Regions from separate parts of the Homo sapiens genome. Here regions 1, 2, 3 and 4 are each linked to region 5. The links are chromatin contacts, found by Hi-C or POLR2A ChIA-PET in ENCODE. All regions are on one chromosome and are shown on one strand. Each heading gives the region's core, a stretch centred on a gene start or an enhancer-like site at or near the end of the contact. The rest is flanking DNA. Distances are from core to core; before and after follow the strand shown. Region 1 holds the start of KICS2 (KICSTOR subunit 2). Region 2 holds the start of E2F7 (E2F transcription factor 7). Region 3 holds the start of MON2 (MON2 regulator of endosome-to-Golgi trafficking). Region 4 holds the start of USP15 (ubiquitin specific peptidase 15). Region 5 holds the start of RAB3IP (RAB3A interacting protein).

Region 1 (5,666 bases), core at 464-2,963, 5.5 Mb before region 5:
TTCTTTGAGGTGGGGGAGTCTAAAAACAACTGAAACTGCCTAAATATTACCTACCTTCAGTATTACAGCTAGAATCCACCCCATTTTCACATATATAAAAAACATATATCTGTATATATTATACATAAATTATAATTTTCATACACATTTTTAATAAGTTATATGAATGCAAACTCAATCTGAGAGTACAAGGGCAGATATTTTGGTTTCGACTCTATCATCTACCCAACATAACTGCATATATAATTTGCTAATCTATAGAAAGGGGAATAATAACACCATAGCAGCAACTGCAAATTTGTGAGAAATGCCATTGTAAAAAGGGGAGGAAAAAAATAAGGTGAAACTATCTGACCAGTTTTTGCTAATAAATTAGCATACTAAATAAGTATGTATAAATCAACATACTTGCTACAGCAATTACGAACTCAGGAAGCCCTGTCTCTTGAGTGTTTACTGAAAGCTCAATAAGATGTACATGGTCACCTTCAGGCAATATAAGGAAAGTAGGGGGCTGGTTAGGGAACGGGGGGGGGTGGATCAAAATGAAATCTACACCAATTTTACATTTCTATTCTCTGTATTTTATATACGTGTCCTTCATTCACATCAGACCTCACGCTTCTGAAAATTGAAGAGTCTAAAACAGGTCAAAGTACTGACTCTGAAACCCCTAGGATTCAAATATATTTATTTGTCATAATTAAGCAGTAATATTATTTTGTATGCATATTCCATGCCTTTTACATCTATTATTTCCTTCTCATCTACTTATACTTATTGCTTCTACTAGTAAAAATCAGTTGAATCAGCTCTTGAATCTTATTTCAGAGGCAAGATGTACATGAAGTGCTAAGAGTGTTTACCATTTTCCCCTTAAGTCTCTTCTTGCTAGTGTTAGGCATATTTCTTGCCTTTCCTGCCCAATATTCATTTATTACTTTAGTCATTAAATATGTATTGGGGGACTATGAAGACGGGGTAGGACTCTAAATGTGACTCTCGGGCCTTAACCTTAAGAGGCCACACAACAGTGTTCAGTAATAGAACTAGGTTGTTTTGCAAAGTTTTGCTCTTCTGGCTGCAGCGTCACTAATTAAAACAATGAAGACATAGTTTGGTTAACTTCTCATTTATGGCATCAATCCATGCACGAGGCAAAAGGGCAAACCCTTCGGTTTGGGTCACAGCCCTGCAAAGAGCATCTACCCAGTTCGCCAATCTATCAGCAGCGCAGGCCGGTGGGCGGGGCTTGTGGAAGCCCAGGGAAGGAAAGGAACGGTGGGAGGAGATCTGGGAATGCCGAGTCGAGCCTGCGACTAGAAGTGACACAGAGACGGGAAACCCAAGCCACTGCCGACTGGGGAATATACCCCCTTTACTTCCTCCTCAAGGGGCTCGGGGGGCGGGGCGGAGGTACCTAGTTTCTGCCCCAGGTAGGTGAGGCTGTGATAGACCTTCTCGGCCGCGGCCAGGTGCGCCAAGGCCGCCAGCAGCGACAGCCAGCTGCCCCCCGCGCTCTTGTTGGCCTCTCGTTCCTTCTCCACATTGTCCTTAGCCTTGTCGTAAGAGAAGATACCCAGGTGAGAGAAGAACGTCTCCAGCACCGCCTGTTCCACCGGGACCGGGGCGGCCAGCGGGATAGACTCCCCCATGCGAGCTGCGCCCCAGCTCGACCCACGTGGCTCTCCTCGGCCTCGCACTTCCGGGTTCTGAGGGAACGGGCTTGCGCACAAGCGTGCGTGCGCGTGACCGCCTCCACCGGCGGACTCGTGAGCGCGCCGCTGCCGGGACCGCTCCTGGGCCTTAGAGAAGACGCGGATAAGGGCCAAGGAAAGAGGGAGGTAGCGGTTGCTGAGCTCCTTCGGCGCTTCGGCTCCTGTAGCTCTGACTATTCGGACCGTCAAGGTAGAATAGGAGGCGGCCAGTTCCCCGCTCTAAGAAGTTGCCTGCGCTCTGAGGTGAGCTGACAGGCCCCTCTCTGTGTGGTTCGTCAGCGCTGGTGACGTCATGCAAACGTGACGTCAGCCCTGGCCAGAACATCTGGCCTGGGCTCTCCAGGCACCTCGCTGGGCCGGCTGGGAGATGGGGAAGTGCCTGGAGTTGTGCCCACACTCACAGCAGGGACCCTAGTCAGCCCTGACACCTTCTACACCAACTCATGGAAGTGATTTGCTGAGATTAGAAGACTGACGGGTAAAGGTTGATCTCCTTCCCATTGCCTAGTTTTCATCACATCACACACCACCGGTTAACTCTCACCTGTATCCCGTTCTAGTTCTCCCGGGTCTGTGTTAGCCCTGCAACTAATAAGTAGAGCCCCTGGCCCAAACTGCATTAACCTTCCTTAAAAAGTTATCTTTTTTTTTTCTTTTTTTTTGAGACGGAGTCTCGCTCTGTCGCCCAGACTGGAGTGCAGTGGTGAGATCTCGGCCCACTGCAGCCTCCACCTCCCGAGTTCAAACGATTTTCCTGCCTCAACCTCCCTAGTAGCTGGGATTACAGGCCAGCGCCACCACACCTGGCTAATTTTCGTATTTTTAATAGAAACAGGGTTTCACCATGTTAGCCAGGCTGGTCTCAAACTCCTGGCTCAAGCAATCTTCCCACCTCAGCCTCCCAAAGTTTTGGGATTACAGGTGTGAGCCACCACCCCTGGCCAGAATGAAGAATACATTAATGTAAATTGTGCACGTTGTCATTTAGAATAATTACAAGTTCCTTTGGCATTTAAGAAACCCCATGAACCCGGCTCATACTTGTATGTCCACTACTTTGAAACACTACCCACTACTCAATAGTTTTTTCCTTTCTTCTTTGTGCATACTTATTTTATGCTTCTTAGTCACACTATTTAATCGCATATATTTACATATCTCTTTCCCCAAGTGGTGAGATCCCTAGGGTACAGTAGGGTTCACTTACAGTTATAATCTTTTCATATTGGACGGCGCAGCCATGTTTGTTGAACAAATGAGAGAATTGCCTATTTTCGTTTTTTCTCAAACTAGAGCTGTTCTGCCATCATCACTACCTTTTAAAGGAAATCCCACTAATCTAATTTTAATGAATAGGTATTGTGCACCTGTTCCCTATACTCAAGAATGTAATTGGATAAGATCAACCCTGTTAACAATGATACAAGGCAGTTTTTTTTTTTTTTGGTTGTTTTATTTTGTTTTGTTTTTGGACAGGGTCTCACTCTTTCCCCCAGGCTGGAGTTTTCCCCAGGCTGGAGTGCAGTGGCATGACCTCGGCTCACCGCAACCTCCGCTTTCCAGGCTTTAGTGATTCTCCTGCCTCAGCCTCTGGAGTAGCTGGGATTACAGGCCAGTGCCACCACACCTGGCTAATTTTCGTATTTTTAACAGAATTGGGGTTTACACCATGTTGGCCAGGCTGGTCTTAAAATCCTGACTTCAAATGGTCTGCCCGCCTCGGACTCCCAAAGTGCTGGGATTACAGGCATGAGCCACTGCGCCCAGCTTCAAGGAAGATTTTTTTTTTTTTTTTTTTTTTGAGACAGAGTTTTGGTCTTGTTGCCCAGGCTGGAGTGCAGTGGAGCCATCTCAGCTCACTGCAACCTCCACCTGCCGGATTCAAGTGATTTTCCTGCCTAAGGCCAGCCTCCAGAGTAGCTAGGATTACAGGCATGTGCCACCACGCCCTGCTAATTTTGTATTTTTAGCAGAGACGGGGTTTCTGCATGTTGGTCAGGCAGGTCTGGAACTCCCGACCTCAGGTGATCCTCCCGCCTCAGCCTCCCAAAGTACTGGGATTGCAGGCGTGAGCCACCGCGCCTGGCCAAGGCAGATTTTTAAACATGACAAAGGTGAAAGACAGAGAGTGAAGGGAGCAATCATACCATTTTGGAAGAATTAAGGAGGCTTCCTGGAGGAGAGTGTGATGATTCTTGATGAATAAATAGAGGTAATCAAAAAAAAGTGTGGTACTATCACCAAAACCAATAGACAATAAAAGAGATTATAAAACTCATAAACATACCCACATAATATAAGAATTCCTTAGGTAATGAAGGTGACATTATAAATTAGTGGGGAAGAAACATACTCAATTAGTAGTGAAGGAAATATGCTTAACCATGGGAAAATAGACTGTCACCTTGTTTCCTGAAGAAAAAAAAAGTGTAAAACACAAAACCAGAAACCAGAAAAAATACAAGTGACTAATTGATCTAAAGATAGAGAAGGACCTTCTAAATATAAAAGAATTGGAAGAACTTAAAAAGGATGAGATTGATTTGACTGTATAAAATACCTAATGTAGATGACGGGTTGATGGGTGCAGCAAACCACCATGGCACATGTATACCTATGTAACAAACCTGCCCCATGTATCCCGAAACTTAAAGTATAATAATTAAAAAAAAATGACATCCTGGGAAAAAGATATCTGTAATGTATGTCAGACAAAGGTTTAATGTACTTAACATATCAAGATCTCTTACTAACCAACAAGAATAAAAGGACATGAATATATAAGTCCCAAAAGAAATATAAAACTCAAGTAATTCTTTTTTAATGCTCAACCTCACTAGTAATCAAAGAAATGCAAAATAAACTATATTCTATGTTTCATCTACCAAACTAGCAAAAGAAACTGTTTAATTTTATTTCAATGGTTTTGGGGGTACAGGTGGTTTCTATAGGAATAAGCTCTGTAGTACTGATTTCTGAGAGTTTTGGTGCACCTATCACCTGAGCAGTGTACACTATACCCAGTGTGTGGTCTGTTATCTCTCACCCCTCTCCCAACCTTCCCTGCGAGTCCCCAAAGTCCATTATATCATGCTTATGCCTTTGCATTCTCATAGGTTAGCTCCCAAAAGAAACATTTTAATTGCTGATAAATGTGCAATAAACATCTCCCCATTTTCCCCACCCCCAAGACCCTGGCAATCATGATTCTACTCTCTGCTTCTATGAGTTCAACTTTTTTAGATTCGCCATATAAGTGAGGTCATAGAATATTAGTCTTTCTGTGTCTGGCTTATTTCACTTAATGTAACATCCTCCAGGTTTATCCATGTTGTCACAAATGTCAGAATTTCCTTACTTTTTATGGGTAAGTATTCCATTGTCTTGTATTTACTACATTTTGTTTATCTCTTCACTCATTGACAGACACATTGTTTCTGTATCTTGACTATTGTGAGTAATCCTTTGGATATAAATGCAGAAGTGGAATTGCTGGATCGTATGATAGTTCTATTTTTAATTTTTTGAGGAACCTCCATACTATTTTTCTGTAATGGCTGTATCAATTTATATTCCCACCAGCAGTGTACAAGGGTTCCTGTTTCTCTACACCCTCAGCAACACTTGTTATTGCTTATCCTTTTTTTTTTTTTTTTAATAGAGACAGTCTTGCTGTGTTGCTTAGGCTGGTCTCAAACTTTTAGTGTCAAGCGGTCCTCCCACCTCAGCCTCCCAAAGTGCTGGAATTACAGGCATGAGCCACCCCGCCTGGCCATTTTTTCGATAATAGCCATTCTAACAGGTGTGAGGTGATATCTTATGGTTTTGACTTGCATTTTCATGATGATTAGTTATGTTGAGTTTGTTTTAATGTATCTGTTGGCTATTTTTATGTCTGCTTTGGAAAACTGTCTATTCGCATCCTTTGCCCAATTTTTAATTGGGCAA
Region 2 (5,788 bases), core at 3,168-5,667, 7.3 Mb after region 5:
TATAAAGCTTTAAAATCAACCTGTATGCTGACAATTCCTGTTCGGACCTGATTACGACCTTTCATGAATTCCAAAATCAGGCTACCTGCTGCTTTCTGCACATATTTATTTACCTATAAACCACACAGGTACAAACATATTCCAAACTGAACTCACCTTCATTCTCACCCACTCCCAAGAGACATGAATGACATTCAAAGAACACCCATGCCCATTAAGTTTGGGCATTGTCCCCAAATATGCCATGCTCATTTCTACTTCTTCACTAACTCCCCTCCTCTCTACTTGCCTGAGACTCAGTATTCCTTCCTTCCAGCCACAGCTCAAGTGCTAGCTCCTTCACAAAGCTCTCCTAGCCTCTTTGGCCCAGACTGTTTTCCACTTTTGTTGTGTCAAGTGCATTGTAAACAGGTAAGAGGCATAGTAACTTCGGGTAATGAAGTTGGAAACTCCTTTATGTTTTAAAGAAAAGTTTCTCCATGACTGGTAAGAAGATGCATACATAATACAGTACTTACAGACCTTGACCAACGGGCAAATGGCCAAGAAAGAAATCCTCTAAATGACCGCTGATCCAGCAAGACACCACTCCAGGTATTCCCCGGAGAGATTCCAAGAAGGATCAACTCAGCACCACTAGCTTCCAGCCACTCTTGATTTCTTGAACATTTTTTTGAATGCTCACACCTCATGCTGTTACTTCTGCCTAAAATGTCCATCTCGTTCACTCTTGCTTTCTTGTAGGTTGAGCTTCCTCATCCACTAAGGCTTAGCCCAAATGTTCCTTCCTCTGTGAAGCTTTTTAACTCCCTCTGAACTTCCCATGAATTTATTTCCTCCTCTTCTTTCTGCCCAGGTAATTTGTTCCTACTCCTAGTATAGCACTCACCAAATCACAGTATAGTTTTACATCTGGGCCCCTGAAAGTCTCCCTGGTAACTGAGGGCAGGGTGGACAACATGTTCATCTTTAGGCTATCAGTCTGATTCAAAACAGTGTGAAGACTATGTGCCTATGGGTGCTTTACAAAAACTCAATGTGGGGAGTATTATATATTGATTCCAATTTATGGAAGAAAAAAATGGATTTAGGGAGATTAGGAAACTCATTAAATCACCGTATCCCCAGCATCTGGAACAAAAATATTTGTTGAAAGACTTTCTAAGTATATTTGTTTTAGGTCACATAGCTAATAAATGGCAAAGTAGGAAATCAAACCCAGGACCTCTTGGCTCTTAAACCCCATGTTTTCATTATCCCTAGAAAGCATCCTTCCTTTACTTCATAGCAGCATGAAAAAGACAGACAGAAGCCCCTCCTAGTAACTCTGTGGAAGCACCCTGTTCTCATCTCTTGCCTTCTATTTGAGTTGACATAATCCCTGCTCATAAATGCTATTTCAAACATTGTCACTGCTTTCCCAATCTCTTTAAGTCACTTGAGTTTTTTTTCCCCACACACATTAGAATGTGAAAGCTCAACTGGACACAGTAGCACTTGCTGATGCTAGAGGAGAAGGGTCTTTGTTGAAGGTACTTGATAAAAGTCATTGACCCAGAGGAAGAGAAGTAAAGCACTGACTTAGACGTTATATAAATGTATGGATGTGTATTTTTTCAAGGCTGAACCATCCAAATTGGAAAGGAAAACAAAGTTTTGCTCTAAAACTCTCAAAGCCAAAACTCTGAATATATACTTTAAGTCTGGGCATTTCCACCCTCATGACTTAGATAATTAAAAAAAAAAAAAAAAGGCCACTTTAAATAATCTTCACTTTATCTGTGGTTTCACTTTCAGTGGCCAACTGCGGTCCAAAAATATCACATGGAAAATTCCAGAAATAAACAATTCATGAGTTTTAGATTGTGTGCAGTTCTGTGTAATGAAATCTCACGTCATCCTGCTCCGTCCTGCTTCGGATGTGACTCACCCCTTTGTCCAGCGTATTTGCACGGTAGATACTACCTGCTCGAGCAGCCACTGTGTTTTCAGGCTGGCTGTCACGGTATTGCAGTGCTCATGTTCGAGTAACTCTTATTTGACTTCATAATGGCTCCAAAGCACAAGAGTAGTGATGCTGGCAATTTGGATATGCCAAAGGGAAGCCATAAAGTGCTTCTTTTAAGTGAAAAGGTGAACGTTCTTGACTTAAGGAAAGAAAATCGTACGCCAAGGTTGCTAAGATCTACTGTAAGAATTAGTCTCCTATCTGTGAAATTGTAAAGAATGAAAGAGAAATTCATGCTAGTTTTGCTGTCATACCCCAAACTGCAAAAGTTATAGCCATGGTACATAAGTACTTAGTTAAGATGGAAAAGGCACTAAATTTGGGGGTGGAAAACATAAACAGAATAAACAGAAATGTGTTCCAACTAATGGCAATCTGGTTCACTATTATCCACAGTTTCAGGTACTCACTGCAGGTCTTGGAACACATTCCCTGTGGATAAGGGGAACTACTGTATTTCTTTACCTAATAAAAATAAATCAAAATGCCGGACAAAAAAAAAATCCCTAGATGGGGGAGCATACAATTTCGCATCTATCCTAAATTAGCAATTATCAAGTATTCTTCAAAGGCTCATATGAGCCTGGGTTGCTTTGCAACCAAGGAGTTTCACTGTTGATGCTAAGCCTAAAAATAAGACCAGGAGCTCGGAGAAGTTCAATGCCCAAGTTGCTACTCACAGATTTATATTCAAAGTTTCTAAAACTTGGTTTGTTATTTCTATTTGCCTGTGCCTAAAAATGCTCAGATAGTTTAGACATTGTTATGGCCAGTTTACTTTGTAATGTTCTTGAAAACAACATCTTGGTCTTACAAATCACAAGGGGTGCAAAATGTAAGGGAATGGCTCAGTGCAAAACTAGCAACAGTATGGTAAAATATTCAGAATATACTGATGAGTTCAGCCACTTTATCTCCCTATATAGTAGGCACAGGTCTACTCTTGGGTGAATGGAACAGTCTCTGGGAGCTAGTTCATTGGTATGAAGACATTTCACAGCACTTTAATAATCCAGCATTTATGCCTGCAAAGGTCTATTTTCCTGGGAACTGAGGCTTAGCATTCCTACAGAGCACTAGCTACACCACCCTTGACAACTGTATTATAAACTTTGATTGCTGTAGCCAGCATATTTTTGACTTATATAAATTGGTTACAACATTACATGTAACCTTGCCTATTTTTCCCACTATATCTGAGAGTAGAATTCCAACAATAATGGTTTGGATGGCTCTATTTTTAAAAAAGAATGTTTCTATAATGTTTATCAATATTAATTATTATGCTTAAATACAAATACAAATGGCATGTTGGAACACTTAATTGAATTCAACATCACCATCCTTAACATATTAGAAACTAAGGTGTTTATGTTTGCTTACCTTTTGTGCATTTTCCCCATCTTCAACTGCAAAATCTAGTCTGGGCTGCCTGGGGCTGATCAGGTCTTTTAGTGTTAAACAATTTACCTCCATCTGTAATGCACAATTACACTAGAAAATGATTTTGCAATTAGGTATTTTTTCCTCAAACAAAAATATCTACATATGTGTTACTTGTTTGTCAATATGAAATTCCCCCTTCTCTAAGCACATCCTGGGCATTTCCAGGAGTTGTAGCCACCCTCAACTTTCTAAAACTCACGCGAACAAACTCAAACACCTAAAGTGTGCTTAGTAATACTGAAAATCTGGGAAGAAAAAAATCTACAAAAATAGTAACTCCTTATGAAAAGCTAGATGGCAAAATAAAGTTACCAAGTCGGAAGGGTGTTGGGCAAATCTGTCAGAAAAGTACAGGGTCTCCCAGGTCAGTTAATTTTGGCGCAAAGAACTGAGAGGAATTCGGCTTTGAGGGGTTTTGAATCGGGGGAAGGAAACCCGATCGCTAGACCAAACCCACTCAGCGCTGAGCGCAGCCCCTTCCCAGGCCTCCAAGCAGATCCCCCAAATAAACTTCTCCAATGAAAGCTCCAAGTTGTGGGGAAGGGCAAATCCCCTCTACTGCCGGGCCGGAGTGAGAGCTGCACCCGGCACACCCTCTGCGCACCGGGTTCCCCGGCAGAAACACCTCGAGCCCTCGCCAGCCGGGGGACGTGAGGAGTGGCAGGCTGGCAGCCGGGGCGGGAGTGGGCCCTGTATCCCAATTCCCGCCTCCCCACTGGCGCTGGGGCCGCACGCTTACCCCTGCTTTCCTAAGGAGGCTTCCTGCCTCTGCAGGGACCTCCACGGACCCAAGCCGATGAGGGAAGGTGGTGCGGCGATCAGCAGCCGGGCGGCGGCATCGGGAAGGGAGAGCGAGGCGCGCAGATCCCCGCGCCGAGTGCCCTGGGCTGGCGGGGACCCCGCGGCGTCCGGGCAGCGCCAGCGCTCAGACCGGCCGAGCGCAACTCCAGCCTGGATCGTAGTCCCCGCTAAAACACCTCCTCTGGCGCCTTGAGACCGAATTTGAGAATCCACCAATCAGCGGCGGCCGGCGGGGCGGCCCCGGCCAATCGTGCGGCGGCACGGCCCGGGCTCACCGCCCCTCGGAGTCTTGGCGCTCCGAGCCGCGCGTTTTGCCCTCACCCGCCCAATTGTTGCCGCCTCGGCCCCCTCCCCCTTCCGGGTACCTGGAAACCTCGGGCCCGGGAGCCAATTCCTGCTGGGGACGCGGGCCCCGGCGGCCGCGGGAAGCCAAGGTGGGGGCGGCGCGGGGCGGCGCGGGGCGGCGGGAGAAGGAAGAGGAGGAGGAGGGCTCTTTTGTTATGCATAGAAGACCCGCGCACGTCCCCGCGGCTTGCCGCGCCCGGGGACCCCGGGCACAGCCAGAGGACAGGAAAGCAGATGGGGTTTGGAAGAACGATCTACACCCTCTGGATGCTGCTGCCGCCATCCCCGCCCGCCCTCAGCAACCTGTGCGGAAGCGGAGTTGTCCAGACTTGCCGGGGCAAACTTCTTAACATCGCACGCTGGTGTGACACATGAACCATGGTTACCGCTCTGCTGCGAGCAGATGGCACGCCAGTTAGCCCTGGAGACAAGACTGGAAGCCAAACCAGAAGTTTTTCTAACTTTTTTTTGTTTGTTTGTTTTGTGTGTGTGGCAAATCCGGAAATGTTTTTTGGTGTTCCCTTTTCGGCAAATTGCAAATAATTAGGAGGGAAAAAGCTTTATATAAAAAAGTAGTTCTTTGCAATAGGGACTAGCATTCTGGGAGACAGTCTAGAAAATTTCCTCAACACCACTGATCTGTATTAAATGTTTCACTTCTTTCATCCTACAGTTTCTTGTTTAAAATATGAATGTTGGTAGAGATGGACTTTTTACAAAACAGACTTTATTGTTTAGAAGTTTTCAATTTACAGAAAAATTGAGATAGTACCAAGAATTCCCATATATTCAGCACCCAATTTCACCCACTATTAACATTTTGTGTTAGTATAGAATATTTTTTGAAATTAATGATCTAATATTGGTACATTCTTCTGAGCTCAAGTCATTACTTTATTCAGATTTACTTAATTTTTTCCTAATGGCCCTTTTTTCTGTTCAGGATACCACATTACCTTTAGTTCCTATGTCTCTAGGCTCCTCTTGGCTATGACAGTTTCTCATACTTTCCTCATTTTTGATACCTGGACATTTTTGAGTAGTATTGGTCAAGTATTTTGTAAGATATCCCTCAACTGAAATGTGAGACAGCCTTCTTAAAGCATCAGACATTCTTAAATGTACAGACATGTCCCTACCCCCCATCTACTTTACAGCAAAGGTATCATTTTCCTTTCTATACCAAGA
Region 3 (5,290 bases), core at 2,709-5,208, 7.3 Mb before region 5:
TGTTTTCTTCTTTTAAAGCTATGGAGAGGTTAAGTAGTAAAGATTGGTGAAGATTAGAAAGGCTAAATGTTGCGGGAAGTCAGGGACCCTGAATGGAGGGACCAGCTGGAGCCATGGCAGAGGACCATAATTGTGAAGATTTTATGGACATTTACCAGTTCCCAAATAATACTTTCATAATTTCTTACACCTGTCTTACTTTAATCTCTTAATCCTGTTATCTTCGTAAGCTGAGGATGTATGTCACCTCAGGCCACTATGATAATTGTGTTAACTGTACAAATTGATTGTAAAACATGTGCATTTGAACAATATGAAATCAGTGCACCTTGAAAAAGAACAGAATAACAGCGATTTTAGGGAACAACAGAAGACAACCATAAGGTCTGACTGCCTGTGGGGTCGGGCAAAAAGAGCCATATTTTTCTTCTTGCAGGGAGCCTATAAACGAACGTGCAAGTAGGGAAGATATTGCTAAATTATTTTCCTAGCAAGGAATATTAATATTAATACTCTAGGAAAAGAATTGCATTCACTGGGGGAGGTCTATAAACAGCTGCTCTGGGAGTATCTGTCTTATGCGGTTGAGATAAGGACTGAAATACGCCCTGGTCTCCTGCAGTACCCTCAGGCTTACTAGGGTGGGGAAAAACCCCACCCTGGTAAATTTGAGGTCAGACTGGTTCTCTGCTCTCGAACCCTGTTTTCTGTTAAGATGTTTACCAAGACAATACGTACACCACTGAACACAGACCCTTATCAGGAGTTTCTGATTTTGCCCTGGTCCTGTTTCCTCAGAAGCATGTGATCTTTGTTCTCCTTTTTGCCCTTTGAAGCATGTGATCTTTGTGACCTACTCCCCGTTTGTACACCCCCTCCCCTTTTGAAACCCTTAATAAAAACCTGCTGGTTCTAAGGCTCAGGTGGGCATCATGGTCCTACGGATATATGATTCCAGCCCCAGAGACCCAGCTGTAAAATTCCTCTCTTTGTACTCTTTCTCTATTTCTCAGCCGGCCGACACTTATAGAAATAGAAAGAACCTACACTGAAATATTGGGGGTGGGTTCCCCCGATAGTTAAATAATGTGCTAGAGTCACCCAGGTAGTAACCAGCAGAACTCAGATTCAAACTAGAGCTTTCCAACTTCAGAGTCTGAAGCCTAACTACCATGTAACAATGCTGTGAAAGCATTACTTATGGTAATAAATGGTTAAATTTATCAGGCATTTATTAATGTAATTTTCAATGAAGAGAGATTTGGTAGCCACGGAGGAGTTTTATACCCACACCGACATTTATAGGTATGCTACAATTTTGAAAGTATTTCTTGAGATACTTGAGAACAAAAATATGTATTTGAATATTTGGTTTTGCTATTGAAAGAGAAATTATTCAGTTTTTTGAAATGCTAACTCTTAACTTTAGCTGATTTGTTAACTTGTAGAATAAAAAATTATTTTTACCTTTGGTAACTTGCTTGGCTTTGGCATAAAGCCATGCATTGTTTCTGGGGCAGTATAATCTCTCTTGGCATATGTACATAAAAGGCTATTGTGTATTTTTTTAAAAGAAATTTACAGAATACTTGATATAAGTACTTGCTACACATTATTATTTTATTTTATTATTTTTTTTTTTGAGACAGAGTCTCACTCCCTCGCCCAGGCTGGAGTGCAGTGGTGTCATCCCCGTTCACTGCAACCTCTGTCTCCTGGGTTCAAGCAATTCTTCTGTCTCAGCCTCCCAAGTAGCTGGGACTACAGGTGCCTGTGACCACGCCTGGCTAATTTTTGTATTTTTAGTAGAGACGGGGTTCCGCCTTGTTGGTCAGGTTGGTCTCCAACGCCTGACCTCAGGTGAGCCACCCGCCTCGGCCTCCCAAATTGTTGGGATTATGGGTGTGAGCCACCGCACCCAGGTGCTACACCTTACTTTTAAAATTTGGCTTTTCAAATCATTAGAAGTATTGTTTTCAATCAATGAATTCCAATTGCATGTCCTCAACTCTGAACAGAGATGTAAAAGATTCTAACGATTTTGAGTTAATCATGCCAAAGTTACCAATAGTAAAAAATCCAAAAGAAAAGTTGGCTACATAGTGAAAGTCAGAGAATTTGATCCTATATCACTAGCCCAATTACTAAAGCATCATTTTTGGCCAGGTGTGGTGGCTCATGCCTGTAATCCCAGCACTTCGGGAGGTCGAGGTGGGTGGATCACTTGTACTCTGGAGTTCCAGATCAGCCTGGCCAACATGCTGAAACCCCATCTCTACTAAAAAGAACAACAAACAAACAAACAAAAAGGCCTGCGGTGTGGCTCACGCCTTTGTAATCCTAGCACTTTGGGAGGCCAAGGCAGGTGGATTGCCTGAGCTCAGTAGTTGGAGACCAGCCTGGGCAACACAGTGAAACCCCATCTCTACTAAAATACAAAAAATTAGCCGGGCGTGGCAGCCTACGCCTGTAGTCCCAGCTACTCGGGAGGCTGAGACAGGAGAATTGCTTGACCCTGGGAGGTGGAGGTTGCAGTGAGTGGAGATCGCGCCACTGCACTCCAGCCTGAGTGACAGAGTGAGACTCCGTCTCCACCCCCCACCCAAAAAAAGCGCCTCGTTTTTACAAGCTCCCTGAGACCTCAAGAATAATGTCTGCCATATATTCCATTTGAACTTTTTTGCTAAATTCACCAGTTTTCATACATAAAGCTTATACCATAGGAGGTGTCAAGTTTCCCAGAAGTTGTGTAATAGGCACAAATGATCAAAATTACTGCCCTAGGAGCTCTCTACTATTACCTCATCTGTCCCCTTTATCCATCCTTGCTTTGCTTCTTATCAGAAGGAAAAATAAAATAAAATTATTTAGCTTACAAAGTAGCTCTGTTACAGCCAAACAGCGCTATCCACTGACAATCTCATGGCTCACTGTCTTCCATCATGTCATAAGCTCAGCTGTCTGAAGGTGTTGGTTTCTTCATCTCTACTGTTTCTGGTTTTTCCTCCCTCATTTTCTGCTTTCTGACCAGCAGCTGCAAAATGTCTTGGGGAAAAAGTAGACCAACCTGGATCTTGGGGAAATACAGATGAAGATTTTTCTGTTTGGCTTTTGCCTCATATTTATTTGGCACTTCAGACCTGATGAAGGCTTTTATGTATCTGTGCCTTATTTGAGCCTCGAAACTCTGATTTTATAATAGAAGGGTATTCATTCAACAAGTATGTACTGATTACCTGCTATATGCCAGACACTGTTCTAGGTGCTGGAGATACACAGGAAACAAAATAAGATTTAAAAAGAGGAAGAACCGGCAGCCCAACTCGCGAAACTCTCCTTTTAGCTGGGAGCATCTGCCAGTAAAGGGGCCGGGACAGATCTCGTAGCGCCTGGTAGGTGATTGGAGGAATTTTGGCTTTTACTTTGAGTGAGATGGGAGGCCAGCGGAATGCGTGGAGCAGAGGGTAGTCTCATTTTAGAGATTAGGAAAATAAGAGGCTACCCCACAGTAAGTGCACCAGTTGCGTTTAAAGAAAAAAAATGTATATTAACAGGAGGTAGCCACTGATTTGGGGCCACTAGTCCAGAGATTCGAAATGAAGCGGGAGGAGACACGTTAAGATTAATCTACAGGGAAACAAATTATTTACACCGAAATACAATTTAACACAAACATACGCAAAGAGATATGCCAAGGAGTACTCGGGGGCTCTGTTCAGGCACTTGTTAATGAAAACGAAGCGAATCTTGACGCCTTAAACCCTGTCTAGCCTACTTGATTCCGGGGGTGGGGCTGTGGGAATCGCTGCCCACCCGGAATCCCGCCTGCCCCGAGCATGGCCAAGCCCCAGCCCCGCCCCGCCGACGGCCTGCCGCCGGGGTTGGCCGCGGCGGTGGCGGAGGCCACGGTACCCGGAAGTGCGGCTGACGTGTCCCGGCAGCGCTCGGAATTGTGGGCGACTCGGCTAATGGCGTCGGCGAGTCTTAGGGGCCTGGGGAGCTGGCGCTGAAGCTTCTTGCCAGGTTGGCTGGTGACACCCGGTGTGGCTGGGCCCCGCGGCAGCGGAGGGACCTGCCCGCCTTGTGGGTTTCTCGGCCAGAGTCGGCGGAGCCTAGCGGGACGGTGCGACTGCGGGGGGCGCCTCCGAGAAAAGCCAGAGGTGTTGCGGGGAAGCTGCTGGGGGACGCTCGAGCAGGCTCCGGGTTCGCAGCCCAGGGCCCAAGAAGCGGGCTGCTGAAGGACCAGAGACACCGGGAGGGAGCTGCCTGTGGCCCTAAGGAGCTGACCGTGCCAGAGCTTGTTTGTACCTCTCGGAAATTGGCTGGGACCTTGGAGGATCATGTCCGGCACCAGCAGCCCCGAGGCGGTGAAGAAGCTGCTGGAGAATATGCAGAGCGACTTGCGCGCCTTGTCACTGGAGTGCAAGAAGAAATTCCCACCTGTCAAAGAGGTAAGCTTCAGGTGACGTCAGGAGAAGGCACTGTGAGCATGCCTGGTCCTGTTAGACTCAGTGCTTCACCCCAGTTTCCAGTCCTAATTTTCATTCAGGCCTCACCTTTCCAGATTTGTGAGTCGGTGGGTTGTTCCACAAGGGCTTTTTATAGTTTCCACTGGAGAGGGCTGAGGCACTTTGATTTTCTCCCCTCTCCTGTCCTCCCAGTTTAGGAGTGAAGTTCATGAAGTGAGCCTATTCAGTTAATCCAGCTAGGTGTACTGTGCACTAGCCTATTCTGGCCTTTTTCTTACTTGAAACTGGCCAAACCAAAATTGAAAAACTTGTTTGTTGCTCCCCGAAACGAGTATCCACCCATCTTGTTGAAACCTGTACTCCTCACGTTTATGGCATATCACTGAATTGGAAACAATTTTCCTTCTGGTATATATCATTCAGCTTAACTCTGTATCAATCCTTTGACGTGTTAATAAACTATCCAGAGCCACCTAATTTATGAAGAATATTGAAGATCCACATAATCATGTTAAACCTTGTTATGAGCAGTACTGTAGTGGGAAGTTGGGCTTGCAGTCAGAGCGAATACACCTGAATTTAGTTCCAGCAATAAATCTTAACCTCTTTGAGCTTCGGGTTTTTTTTTCCAGCTGTAAAATAGGGTTAAAGGATGGTTTTATATTATGTATGGGAAAGATGTCAGAGCAGAAGGGTATTATTAAAGAGATCCCAGTAAATAATACATGGAAATTTAATTCTCCAAATAGTTCTTGAGGTGAAATATTTAACATTTGGTTACTATTTGCTTTTTCTCTTAAAATGCCATTTTAATTCTCTAA
Region 4 (5,768 bases), core at 2,723-5,222, 7.5 Mb before region 5:
GTCCCACAACTCCTTATTATCCCCAACAGATTTCCTTCACCCATTTACATTAGCTGTATCTAACCCCTGCAAGTATTTGAGTTTCAGCCTCCGAAATCTAATCACTTTATTTTATAATAAGAAAACGAATGGTCACAGAGAATAAATAACTTAGCCAAGGTTACCAGCTAGCAAGTGGCACTGAGCCAGAGTCAAAATCCAAGTATAGTGGCTCTTTGTAAAAGGCAGTGTTTTCATCTTACTATATTTTCATTCTCTTTTTCAGAACCTAACATTTGTCTGAAATAAGGACCCTCCGTAATTTTTTTTAGCTTTCAAAAGTGCCTCGTGGCACTTACAATTTTTATTCATATCCCAAGTTTCAAAATATCATTAACAGATTAAGCACTTTACTACATGCTATTTTGGTGTTTGCACTACTCCCCCGCCTTTCCACTGCCTTTTAGCTGCTCTGAGAGCTGGTAAAGAGAGACGAGAATTATACAATTACATAAGATAAAAGAATGAAAGGTTTAGAGAGGTGAGTAAGAATGAGGGGGTGGTAGGGTCGTGGGCGGGAATAACTGTAGAGGAAGGACAAGGAGAAGGAAAAACTGAGACAGTGGTTCCTGAATATCAAAGACAGGAAGAGTTGAGAAATAAAGACAGCCAGTCATCAAACACTGTTCTTTTATGGGATGTGCTGATTCTGTGTGTGTGTATGTACATGTGTATATATATATACATATATATGTGTGTGTGTGTGTGTGTGTGTGTGTGTGTGTGTGTGTGATTTGCTAAGTCCACTCAAATTTTAGGCAGATTTTTCCCTTAGGCTCATGTAGCCAGTCCCACAAAAAATTATGAAATAGGCAAAACTTATCTTGAAATTCTCCTTTGTACTTTCTTCCATTAAACTGTATTACAAAATGCAGTGCTTTTTTTCTCTGGTTCACCCCAGGCTGAAAACTGGCTCTCTTTGACACTTTAGTTTTAAACCTAACTCTCTCCTGGAGTATTTACATTTGAAGTCCCATCTCTTAATTGTTGAGTAAAAGAACCTCTCTTAAAGGAATTGTTTAAATATCAGTAAGCAGAGAGGTTTGGAATTACTAGAGGGTAAAGGAATCCTTCCTAGAGAATCTCTAATTTCACAACCAACTGTGACTTTAAGAGGTCCAGCTTGTTCATATCTAGCCTAAGTACTCAGCATACTCAGCTCTCTAGGTTACGTTTTAAATTGACAAAAAAGGTACAGAGAGTCTGAGAAGGCAATAACAATCACCAAGCAAACTGGTACATTCATCAAAAGTTAACTAAGGAATGCATCAGTGAAGACATTCATTCTAAATAAGCAGATATAATCCCTGATTTATATTCAATTATTGGTGATTAAGGTGAAGTAGCTTTTCTCATCAATTTATCTACTTAATTATTCAGTAGGGATGTGGACTTTAACCAATTTATGAACAATATCTTATTTCTCTTCATAATTGAGAGAAGCACCAGTAAAATAAGCAGAATTTCCATAAACTGATCAACTGAGATCACTAAAACGTTGATTGCTGTAAACAAAATAATAAAGGTCAATAGAAAAATTGAAGTTTACCCAAACTTTCCAGATTCTGCAGCCAGACTGCCTGGTTTCAATTTAGGTTCTGCCACTTACTTGCCTCAATTCCTTATCTATAGACTTGAAATAATAATAGTACCAAAATCATGTGATTGCTGTGAGAATTAAGTTAGTATTTTAAAGTGTTTAGAACCATGCTAGGCACTCTGTAAGTGCTTGCTAAATAAAATACTATAATTTTATCTCTTTCCTGACTCTGATGGCAGTTACTTAGGTCTACAAAACGGCTCCATAAATCTGATGTATAATTCAAATTGGCATTGAATTTACACGTCTATATCCAGTTAACCTGCTGCCTTGAGCATGGTGCAAGTGAAGAAAATATTATTTTACTTCATTGTATGGTTGTAGCTGTCAACACTTCAAAAATGCATTTTCTCTTAAGGGAAAGTGGACATTAGGGTATAAATGATTTATTGCTACTTGGTTATGTTATGTTTATACAATGAAGGAGAGCACAGTTTTGCCTTCAAAGCCCCTAACACCTTTTTTCAATAGCTTTATTGAGGTATAATTCACATACTGTACAATTCACCCTGTCATCAATAAACAATACTAGTGTTTATTGAATGGCTATTACGTCCCAGGCAATAAACACAAATTGTTTCATTTAATCTTCATAAAAATCCCTTAAGGTAGGTATTATTATACTCAATTTTATGATTCAATTAAAGGGCAAGAACTTTGCAGCTAAAGGTTGAAGTGAGGTTTGAACTTACATCCATGTAGCTCCAATATATGTTTTCCATATTCTGCAGCTTCCCTTCAGAAAATTACTTTGTTCTCTTTCAGAGAGTGACTGGAAAAAGGGGGAAAATGTGACTTTTAGAGGGTAGCCGTGGTTAGAGAAACTCTTAATCTTTTAACCTGTCAGGAGAAAAGCCAGAAATAGCAGTCACTGAAAGTTGTTTTAAAACTCTCAATTCAAGGTTGGCATGATAATGCAAAATAGTATTATTACGCAGAAATAAGCAATCATAATCATAATACTGATATACACAAATCATAATGCCAATATACACTACTTTCACTTGGATTCAGCACTTCCTACTAGCATAACTACACCTACCTTTATCGCATTCTCACCAAATGAGTTAGGGTTTAAAATGGGCAAACGAGAAATGATGTGGGGATTCCGGCCCATCTTTTAGACTTTTCACATCAATATGGTATGTTAAAATCACACCCCTGGACATCATGCTCGGGAATACTTAAGTAATTTTGCCACAATTCATTTACTAAACAAATATTTAGGTAATTTTTACATGTCCATCAGTACTGTGCTAACCACCAGGTGTACAAAGGCTAAAACAAAAGATGAACCCAGTTCCAGCTCTTAAAGAGTTTACATTTTAGTTCAGGCTTTCAGAAGGAGAGGCAGTGAGTGTGCTATACTGTATAGCATGTGGGCTCTTGAACCAGCCTCTCCACTCACCTCTCCACCTGCTGTGTGACCTTGGCATTTGATTTTTAAGCGACTCGATTTTCTATTTTGTAACATAATCGTTGACTTCAAATTAAAGACATATCTAGTTTCATTTCAGGTGTACGGCACCATACGAAGATGGGGCTAAGAAAATGTTACTATCCTGTATAAACAAGAGGGTTTCTCGCACGTTTTCTTCCTTTAGTATCTGGCATTATTCAATACTGTCCATATTCTACTCCCTGTTCACCGATGAACTGGGACATGTTTTTCACTGCAGCTTAGTCGTCTGGGTGTGCCTGGGGAGGCGTCACAAAGAGCCTATAAAGGGTCCCCACCTACAACGGGAGTAAGAGCGCTGGAAGGAACCCAGGAAGGGCATGGAGACCAAGCGTTCGGTTTCGGAGTGTTTTTTGTGTGTGCCCATATTCACCGAGCTTGGGTTCTCCCACTCGTAACGAAAAGCCCAGTCACTGAGCTGCTACATTTTCTGCCATATCTTAGCCGTCCCCACGCCCCCACACCACCGCCCCACCCTACCTCACCCTCAAGCGTGAGTGAATGCGCAAATAAGGGTTTTCAAGGCGTCAGTGGGAAAGAGGGAGGGGAAGGCAACGCTGAGGACGGGAGGACAGGGCGGTGGCATCCCTCTAGCGAGAGAGAGCCAGAGCCCTCGGCGGCGAGGAAAGCTAAAACCCGGCAGTCCCGGGCCAGAGGAGGCCAAGGCAAGATGCTGGACGGGCGGGGACCGATGGGGGGCAGCAGACCATGGCCGCGCACCCAGTGCGCCCCCGGGGCCTCCTCTTGTCCCGAGGAGCACCCCCGCTCCCGGTGTCTTTTGGTTTCGACCGGCCGACTGGGAGGGGCCGTGGGACGCCATTCCCATAATGCTCTGGGGCGTGCCGCCGCCGTCGCTGCCACCTCCCCTACCGCTAGTGGAAGAAGATGGCGGAAGGCGGAGCGGCGGATCTGGACACCCAGCGGTCTGACATCGCGACGCTGCTCAAAACCTCGCTCCGGAAAGGGGACACCTGGTAAGAGAAAGGGGTTGAGATGCCCGCGGTTGCCCGAGGATAGTGGAGAAGTGGGCGGGAGCCGCGAGCTGGTTCTTTCGCTAGTGACAGGTGCGGGCAGGTCCGGCGGCGGCCGCCGGGGCAGCGGGATTTTGGCCGCTTCTGAAATGTTGGGGCAAAGGTTGGACTCTAGATGAGGGTCAGGGTTCTTGGCTTGCCAGGGCATGCTGAAAGGTATCCGGGGAGCGGCGGCGGCGGCGGTTCTGACTCGTGCGGTTCTCTTCGTCCTCCTTCCTTCCGTAGTGCCGCTCCCACCTCAGGCCTTCCCGAATGATAGGTTATAGTGGTTTGGTTTGAGTCTTATATACGCCGTTTTGACAGGTCCCGGTGCCGCGGCTTATCACGATCTCACCGGCTTTACTTCTCTGTTCATTTCCTTTCCTAGAATTGTCGGCGTCCAAGTTCCCTTTTATTCTGATTCTTGGTCTTCCGGGAGGCAGGCTGCAGGATGTTTGCGGTCTGTACTACACAGGTGGCATGTCAGGGCTCCACATAAGAGAAAGAAACCCTAGTTTCCAGTTCCTTGTCAAAGGAGGGAGAGGAGTAGGGAACCTTGGGCTTATGAGAGACCACGTGGTCTTGTGCTTTAGTGGTGGCTTGATAGAAGCCGGCAGCGTTTCTGTTAGACGTGCAGCCCTTCCCTTCTGTTTGAAAGATAATGTAGGCCTGCAAAAAGTAGATAAGTCCACTTGAGGCTTAACTAACTGCTAATATTCAAACTTGTAAAATACCAAAGGTTATACATTTAAAATACTGAAGGATGTATGTGGACATTTTCACACTTGTCGACCATATCAAGTGGCATCTACAATAACTTAAATATGTGAATATGTAACATAATTTAAAATTCCTTATTTTTTGGGAAGCATAATGTGCCTCTTCATTATAATAAAACATATTTTCACTTTCCACTGTTACCATAACAGTAGTATATAATTCATAGAGTGTTTCAGTATGGCATAGTGAAAGGAACAGTAAGATTTAGACCTGAGTTATGTCACAGTTTCACCACTCAACTTGCAGTATGGCTTTGAGGAGAGTTAATTTAAATCATTGCACCTCATTATCTTCATGCTGTAAAATGGACAGTAATTTTATTATAAGGATTTTATCTTGATTCGTTTTAATATCTTAAGAATTTCATATTTATGAGATATCAAATTTTAGTTATCCTCTTATCTCTGCTCTTTACTCCTGACAAAAGGCTGTGATATTGGGATCATTTTCAGTTAAGCTAATAGGTGGCAGACTTAGGACCTTAATTTAACCTTGATCTAAGTCTTAGTCTCTTTTTTCTTTTTTGGTAGGCTATATACTATGTTTGTATGATAGAAATCCCTAAGGATGTAAATACATACTTGTTTCATTATATCAAAAAAATAGAATCTTCAAGTGACTTAATAATAGTTATTGTTGGCCTGGCAGGGTGGTTCACGCCTGTAACCCAGCACTTTGGGAGGCCGAGGAGGGAGGATCACTTGAACTCAGGAGTTCCAGACCAGCCTGGGCACCATGGTGAAACCCCGTCTCTACAAAAATACAAAAAAATTAGCTGGGCATGGTGGCACGCCTGTGGTCCCAGCTACTCAGGAGGCTGAGGTGGGAGGATTGCCTGAGCCTAGGAAGCGGAGGTTGCAGTGAGCCGAGATCCGGCCAC
Region 5 (5,356 bases), core at 1,835-4,334:
TGAAAATACATTTTCTTAACTCTGAAAACAAAACAGAGGCAAACAAGTAATAAAAGTTATAACTAAGGGTAACAACCTTAGAATGGTTTGTTCAATTTACAATGTCTATATATTTGCACTCATCTGCTTTTTTTCTGGCCCAAGGTATAAATGAGAAAGTCTTAAGATAAAAAAAAAGCAATATTATTTTATACGTTATATTTGACACTAATTGTATAATTTACATTTTTAAAAAATAAAGAGAAAAAAATAAAGAGAAAAAGGCAACCTTGAGCACACTATAAAATCTTTCACTCTTTTTTTTTTTTTTTTGAGATGGAGTCTCACTCTTGTCACCCAGGCTGGAGTGCAATGGCGCGATCGGCTCACTGCAACCTCTGCCTCCCGAGTTCAAGTGATTCAAGGTTCAAGTGATTCTCCTGCCTCAGCCTCCCGAGTAGCTGGGATTACAGGTGCCAGCCACCATGCCCGACTAATTTTTTATGTTTTTGGTAGAAATGGGGTTTCACCATGTTGGCCAGACTAGTCTTGAACTCCTGACCTCAGGTGATCTGCCCACCTCAGCCTCCCAAAGTGCTGTGATTACAGGTGTGAGCCACCGCGTGCGGCCTTTTGTTTTGTTCTTTTGAGACAGGGTGTCACTCTGTCGCCCAGGCTGGAGTGCAGTGGCGTGATTTCGGCTCACTGCAGCCTCCGCCTCCCGGGTTCAAGTGATTCTCCCACCTCAGCCTTCCAAGTAGCTGGGACTACAGGTGTGTGCCACCATGCACAGCTGATTTTTTTTTTTTTTTTTGGTAGAGATGGGGATTCACCACGTTGGCCAGGCTGGTCTCGAACTCCTTACCTCAAGGATCTGCCCACCTTGGCTTCCCAAAGTGCTGGGATTACAGGCATGAGCCACCGTGCCCATCCAAATCTTTCACATTTTTAAATTTTGTGAAATAGCTGTCCTTTTTATATATGGGTAAGCTATCAAACTTAAGATGCTCACAGCCCTTTACATACTTTGTAGGCTGAGATTCTGAGTGTCTAATATTCTGTAATGTATCTTGGTCTCTGTGCTGCAAGAACACTGAAGTATTATTATAGGTAACAATCTATATCACTCTTCTCAAACAGCGCTAACAGGTTAAGTATTCAAGAGGAACATCTTTCAGTATATTTCAAAAAGCCTCATGGATGGTAGGTGATTTGTAAATGGACCAACGCAGGACTCAGGCATATATGGTTACTGCTTACTATTTCCTATAGATCATGATGTCTTAGGTCTTATGTAGAATATATCATAGGACTTGTCCTCTAAACATTCACATACCAAGACTGCACTCTGCATGCATGCCATTCACTCATTCTGCATTTACTGAGTCAGTCCTACTGCATGTCAGACCTTGTGCCTGTTCTCAAGAAGCTCGCAGTCCAGGAAAATGGAGAAATACAGATACAATTATAACTCTATGTGATAAGTGTTACAAAGAGATACGGTGTTATGGAAGCCCTGGTAGGGGCACTTAGCCCATACTGGAGTGGCTGGGATAGGGCTGAGTGGCCAACAATAGGGAAGGGTTCACAGTGGAATTGATGTCTAGGCTAAATAATGAATAACAAATAATTAGCAAGGCAAGGAAAAGGTAGGAGATCAAGACATAAAAATAAACAGCATATGGAAATACAGGGTTGTATGTGAGTACGGCAAGACTGGGGAGCCTAAGTGGTTTGCTGTATATTTAATTTATTCATTTCACGTAGCTACTATTGACATACTTGTCTCCCTATATATGTTTGAGTCCGTGGATGGTGGGGACTTTGTAATGGTTTCTCTGTCCCTATGTCTAACAGGAGGCACACAGATGGAGTGCAATAAAATGTCTGATGAATAAATGACCAGCTATGAGGTGTAAGGGAGAATAGGAATCCATTAATGAGAAAGGTCATTTCTAGTGGCAATGAATATCAGATAAGATAGATTTAAGAATTATTTAGAAATTAGGATGAATAAGACTTGGTGATATATTGGCGATGGGGTATAAAATAAGAAACACTGGCTTTCTAGGTTTCTGGATTACAGATGCATGATAATAGTTATAATGGTATAATAACAATAGCTAATATTTATTAGGCACTCTGTGTCATGAAGTACGCAAAGTGTTTACATGAATTAAGCCATTTAAACTCTTAATGACTCAGTGAGGCAGGTTCTGTATACTCATTCACTGATGAGAAAATTGGGGCTAGAGAGATTCATTTGCCTAAGGTCACTCAGCTAGCAGGTGGCAGGCTCAAGCCCAGTAATTCTGACTCCAACAACCATACATATAGTCTACTTTTCTTTACTGCCTCTAATAGATGAGATTAATACCCAGAATGATGGTCCTATTCAATAAGTGTATCACACAAATGCACGTTTCTCTTTTGCTAAACATAGAGACACATACTATGACTACCTCTATTATTATTATTTTTTTTTGATTTTTGGGATCTTGGCTCTTTCTGTATTTTTCCTACCTGGAAGACCTAAAGTGGGGTAGAAGTTTGATAAAACAGTTGGCACAAAAGATGAGAGAAGACAGGTACAGACATGACATTCTCGAACGCTCTGGCAGTTGCTGGAATGATGGGATCTGGGTTCTACAGGATTCCTCCCCTCCCATCTCCCGCCACACACACACACGTCGTAAGGTGTATATGGCCGCGGAGTCTCAGGTTGGTTCTAGGAGTCCTCAACCCACGGCAAAGGTGCCTCTTCTCCCTCCTGGAGAGCCCAACATGCTTGAAGTTAACCTGAGGCCGCCTCTCGGGCCCGGCGAAACAGAGCGCGGGCCCGACGAAACAGAGCGCGGGCCCGACGAAACAGAGCGCAGCTCCGGCTCGCGCTGGTTCCCAGGGAAACCGCCCGCGGAGGAACCTCGGGCCAGGGCCGTGACACCTGCGACGAGCCCCGCCTGGCGCCAGGGGGCGCGGAAGCGCGTCCGCCCCCAGGCCCCATGCCGGGCTCGCCCCGCCCCTGCCGGCCACACCCCCCTACCCCGCCCTCCCTCCGTGAGGACCGGCCGCTCCCGGCTCCCGGCCCCCGGCCCCGCTTCCGGCGCAGGCGCAGTCCCGCGTTCCCTCGGCGGCTGCCGGCGTAGTGAGCCCGCCGCCGTGGAGTGTAGCGGAAAGGGCTCGCCGTCCTCCTCCGTTTCTCGCTGCTTCGGGACGCGCTCTCTGCGGCTCTGTGAGCGCCCCTGAGCGCCGGCAGCGGCCGCGGTGGGTTCTTCAGGTGAGTGCGGCCGCGGGAGGGAGAGGCCCGGAGCGTAGAGCACCGCCCCCCTCGGCGCCCGCGCGCCCGCCTCTGGCGAGTCGGCCAGGAGGGGCGGCCGCGGCAGGTGCAGGTGCTGGCGCCGTGCAGGGCGCGGCACGCGGGGGTTCGGGGGGATGCCCAGGCCCGGTGAGCTCGCTCTCCGCCTGGGCACTTGGGCTCCGGGCCCTTGGGGGCGGCGTGTGGGGGGGACTTTGGCGACCCGGGTCAGCCGGCCGCCCCCTGGGCTGCTGGTGGGCGTCGGGCGGCGGCTCCTCCCCCGGGCACGGGCGCGTTACACATTAACTGCGCGGTCCCGCGCGCCCGGGGCAGGGAGCCCGAGTCCAGCGGGTTACCTGGCGGCGGGCGGGCGCGGCCGGGAGCGGAGGGCCGCGGTCGCGAAGAGGATGAAGAGAGAGTTCCCGAACAAGTCGGAAGCAGCTCACAACACCGGACGCCGCGCGGCAGGGCTGTGGACCTGGGGTGGTTTCGTGTCCCAGTCTTAGGAAACTACGCGCGAGGCACCGTGCTGAGGCGTAGAGGTCACCCTCGGGAGGTTTCGGTGAAACCTGGTGGGAAATTCCGGGCAGGCGCCCGGAGTCGCGCCCAAGTAGGCAGCTCCGTGCCGCCAGACTTGTGTTCGGGGGAGTTGAGACGAACTGCACGGGTGGGATTGCATGGCTCTGCCCTCCCAGCGTTGACAACTCGCCCCGACCGCCCAGGAAGCGCGAGCTTACTGGCTCCAGAAGTGATGATGCTGGGTGGAAGTCGCAGCATGTGAAGAGTTGCCGGTTGTTATGGGATTAAAAAAGATGAAAGGGTAAGGTCTTGAAAGACACGAGCGCTGAGTTAGTTAGTACTGATTACTGAGAGGCAATTTAGTTTCATGGAAATGTTGCCTGTTCGGAGGCTACCTGTTATACACTCTCCTGTTTCACCCCAACTCCTTCCGTTCAGTGTCGGGTTAAAAGCCTTGTAATCTCTTGCAGTGGAATGATTGCATAATTGGAGGAGGGGCCCATAAGAGGATTACAACAAAACTGTTCCATTGTAAATCAGTTGAAAGACCCAGTTCTTGTTCATTATCCTTTTTCTCATTTTGTTGTTCATGAAGGTTTTTTTTTCTTCCAGTGCTGAATGACAAATCAAGGAGAAAAGAGGCAGAATAGGGTTGTAGACCAATCGTAGTAAATATTTGATACTGTTAAATATTTCACCAGTTTTATGGGGCCTTGTTCTGTTATCATTTGTTATTTATTTACTAGTACTGTGCATTTTGATAGGACTTTTCATGTTTGGACAGACAGTGTATTCCAGATGCGGCTTATGTGATCTAATCCTAAAGCCCTTGTGGAATTTATAGAAATAAACAGTTATACAATTAAGTAGTCCATTTTTTAACTATTAAATGAAAAGCCATTGCATTTTTTTCCATTACAGTAATGTTACATATTAATGTATACCTTTGTGAACCAAAGTGTTTGATACAACTCTTCCTTCTGTGTTTGGTAAACAACTCATCTGTGGTACTGAATACTTGTAATCTTTCACCAGGATGGCCATTTAATGTTTAGCTGCTTTGTGGGATTTCTGAATAGATCCTATTGTACTTTTTGAATTAGTGCAGTTATCCATATGTTTCCTTTAATATTCTTTACCTTTGATTTTGTCTAAACTCTCATCCTCCCCCAACACACACATCCTCTACAAATAATTTTTAAAATGGAAAGGTTCTTAGAAATGTTTCACCCCCTCATTTTTTAAATATGGCACGAAAAAATACTTTGTAGATTACAGTAGTTTTATATGCATTATAGTAGTTACTATACTTTTTTCCTCCTCAACAGGAGTCAGTGAACAAATTAGTGAGCTGGCTGAATGAAAAATTATTTAATGTTCAGCTCCATCACTTACTGTGCATAAAACCTTGAGTAAAACATTTAACCTGTTTGAGCTTATTTTCTCCATTTGTCAGTGGAAATACTATTAGGTTGAAATTGCTAATATTCTGCTGTTTTTTATGTTTCAACCTAATATGAACTTCATAATGGTAAGATGAGGATTTAATAACATACTCCATTA

What was found. Hi-C counts contacts between places; a loop is a spot of excess contacts on that map. ChIA-PET counts read pairs that join two places held with the same protein, here RNA polymerase II (POLR2A). Pooled maps may share reads with other maps.
Region 1: a map of CD4-positive, alpha-beta T cell shows a loop between it and region 5 (6-fold over the local background). The contact joins the promoter of KICS2 here to the promoter of RAB3IP in region 5. A Hi-C loop is called at or near these places in 2 of 168 maps with a recorded cell type or tissue (CD4-positive, alpha-beta T cell and naive thymus-derived CD4-positive, alpha-beta T cell) and 9 of 50 pooled maps.
Region 2: a pooled map shows a loop between it and region 5 (6-fold over the local background). The contact joins the promoter of E2F7 here to the promoter of RAB3IP in region 5. A Hi-C loop is called at or near these places in 1 of 37 single-sample maps with no recorded cell type and 5 of 50 pooled maps. POLR2A ChIA-PET finds 5 or more read pairs at or near these places in 1 of 52 experiments (WTC11).
Region 3: a pooled map shows a loop between it and region 5 (9-fold over the local background). The contact joins the promoter of MON2 here to the promoter of RAB3IP in region 5. A Hi-C loop is called at or near these places in 3 of 50 pooled maps.
Region 4: a map of B cell shows a loop between it and region 5 (21-fold over the local background). The contact joins the promoter of USP15 here to the promoter of RAB3IP in region 5. A Hi-C loop is called at or near these places in 2 of 168 maps with a recorded cell type or tissue (B cell and naive thymus-derived CD4-positive, alpha-beta T cell) and 6 of 50 pooled maps.

What each region holds. Positions count from the first base shown.
Region 1 is chr12:64,220,583-64,226,248 of GRCh38, forward strand. KICS2 (KICSTOR subunit 2) reads right to left here and starts at 1,714. Exons shown (of 3, transcript NM_152440.5): 1 at 1,421-1,714. The coding sequence starts at 1,655. LOC124902952 (a long non-coding RNA gene) reads left to right here and starts at 1,767. Exons shown (of 2, transcript XR_007063347.1): 1 at 1,767-1,961. RefSeq lists enhancers at 1,238-1,357, 1,428-1,487, 1,522-2,116, 1,598-1,687, 1,838-2,027 and 1 more.
Region 2 is chr12:77,061,152-77,066,939 of GRCh38, forward strand. E2F7 (E2F transcription factor 7) reads right to left here and starts at 4,418. Exons shown (of 13, transcript NM_203394.3): 1 at 4,194-4,418; 2 at 3,392-3,484. The coding sequence starts at 3,484. RefSeq lists enhancers at 1,727-1,786, 1,817-1,966, 4,366-5,072, 4,808-5,037 and silencers at 4,258-4,307, 4,328-4,757.
Region 3 is chr12:62,462,868-62,468,157 of GRCh38, forward strand. MON2 (MON2 regulator of endosome-to-Golgi trafficking) reads left to right here and starts at 3,959. Exons shown (of 35, transcript NM_015026.3): 1 at 3,959-4,451. The coding sequence starts at 4,341. RefSeq lists a silencer at 3,661-3,980 and enhancers at 4,011-4,120, 4,116-4,615.
Region 4 is chr12:62,256,432-62,262,199 of GRCh38, forward strand. It overlaps USP15 (ubiquitin specific peptidase 15), which reads left to right and starts at 3,973. Exons shown (of 22, transcript NM_001252078.2): 1 at 3,973-4,072. The coding sequence starts at 3,984. It overlaps MIR6125 (microRNA 6125), which reads left to right and starts at 3,928; the gene lies at 3,928-4,023. It also overlaps a transcript of TAFA2 not described here. RefSeq lists enhancers at 3,229-3,298, 3,849-4,208, 4,429-4,478, 5,202-5,702, 5,703-5,768 and silencers at 3,559-3,618, 3,699-3,808.
Region 5 is chr12:69,735,776-69,741,131 of GRCh38, forward strand. It overlaps RAB3IP (RAB3A interacting protein), which reads left to right and starts at 3,085. Exons shown (of 11, transcript NM_022456.5): 1 at 3,085-3,256. It overlaps LOC101928002 (a long non-coding RNA gene), which reads right to left and starts at 2,775. Exons shown (of 4, transcript NR_110072.2): 1 at 2,503-2,775. RefSeq lists a silencer at 2,833-3,662.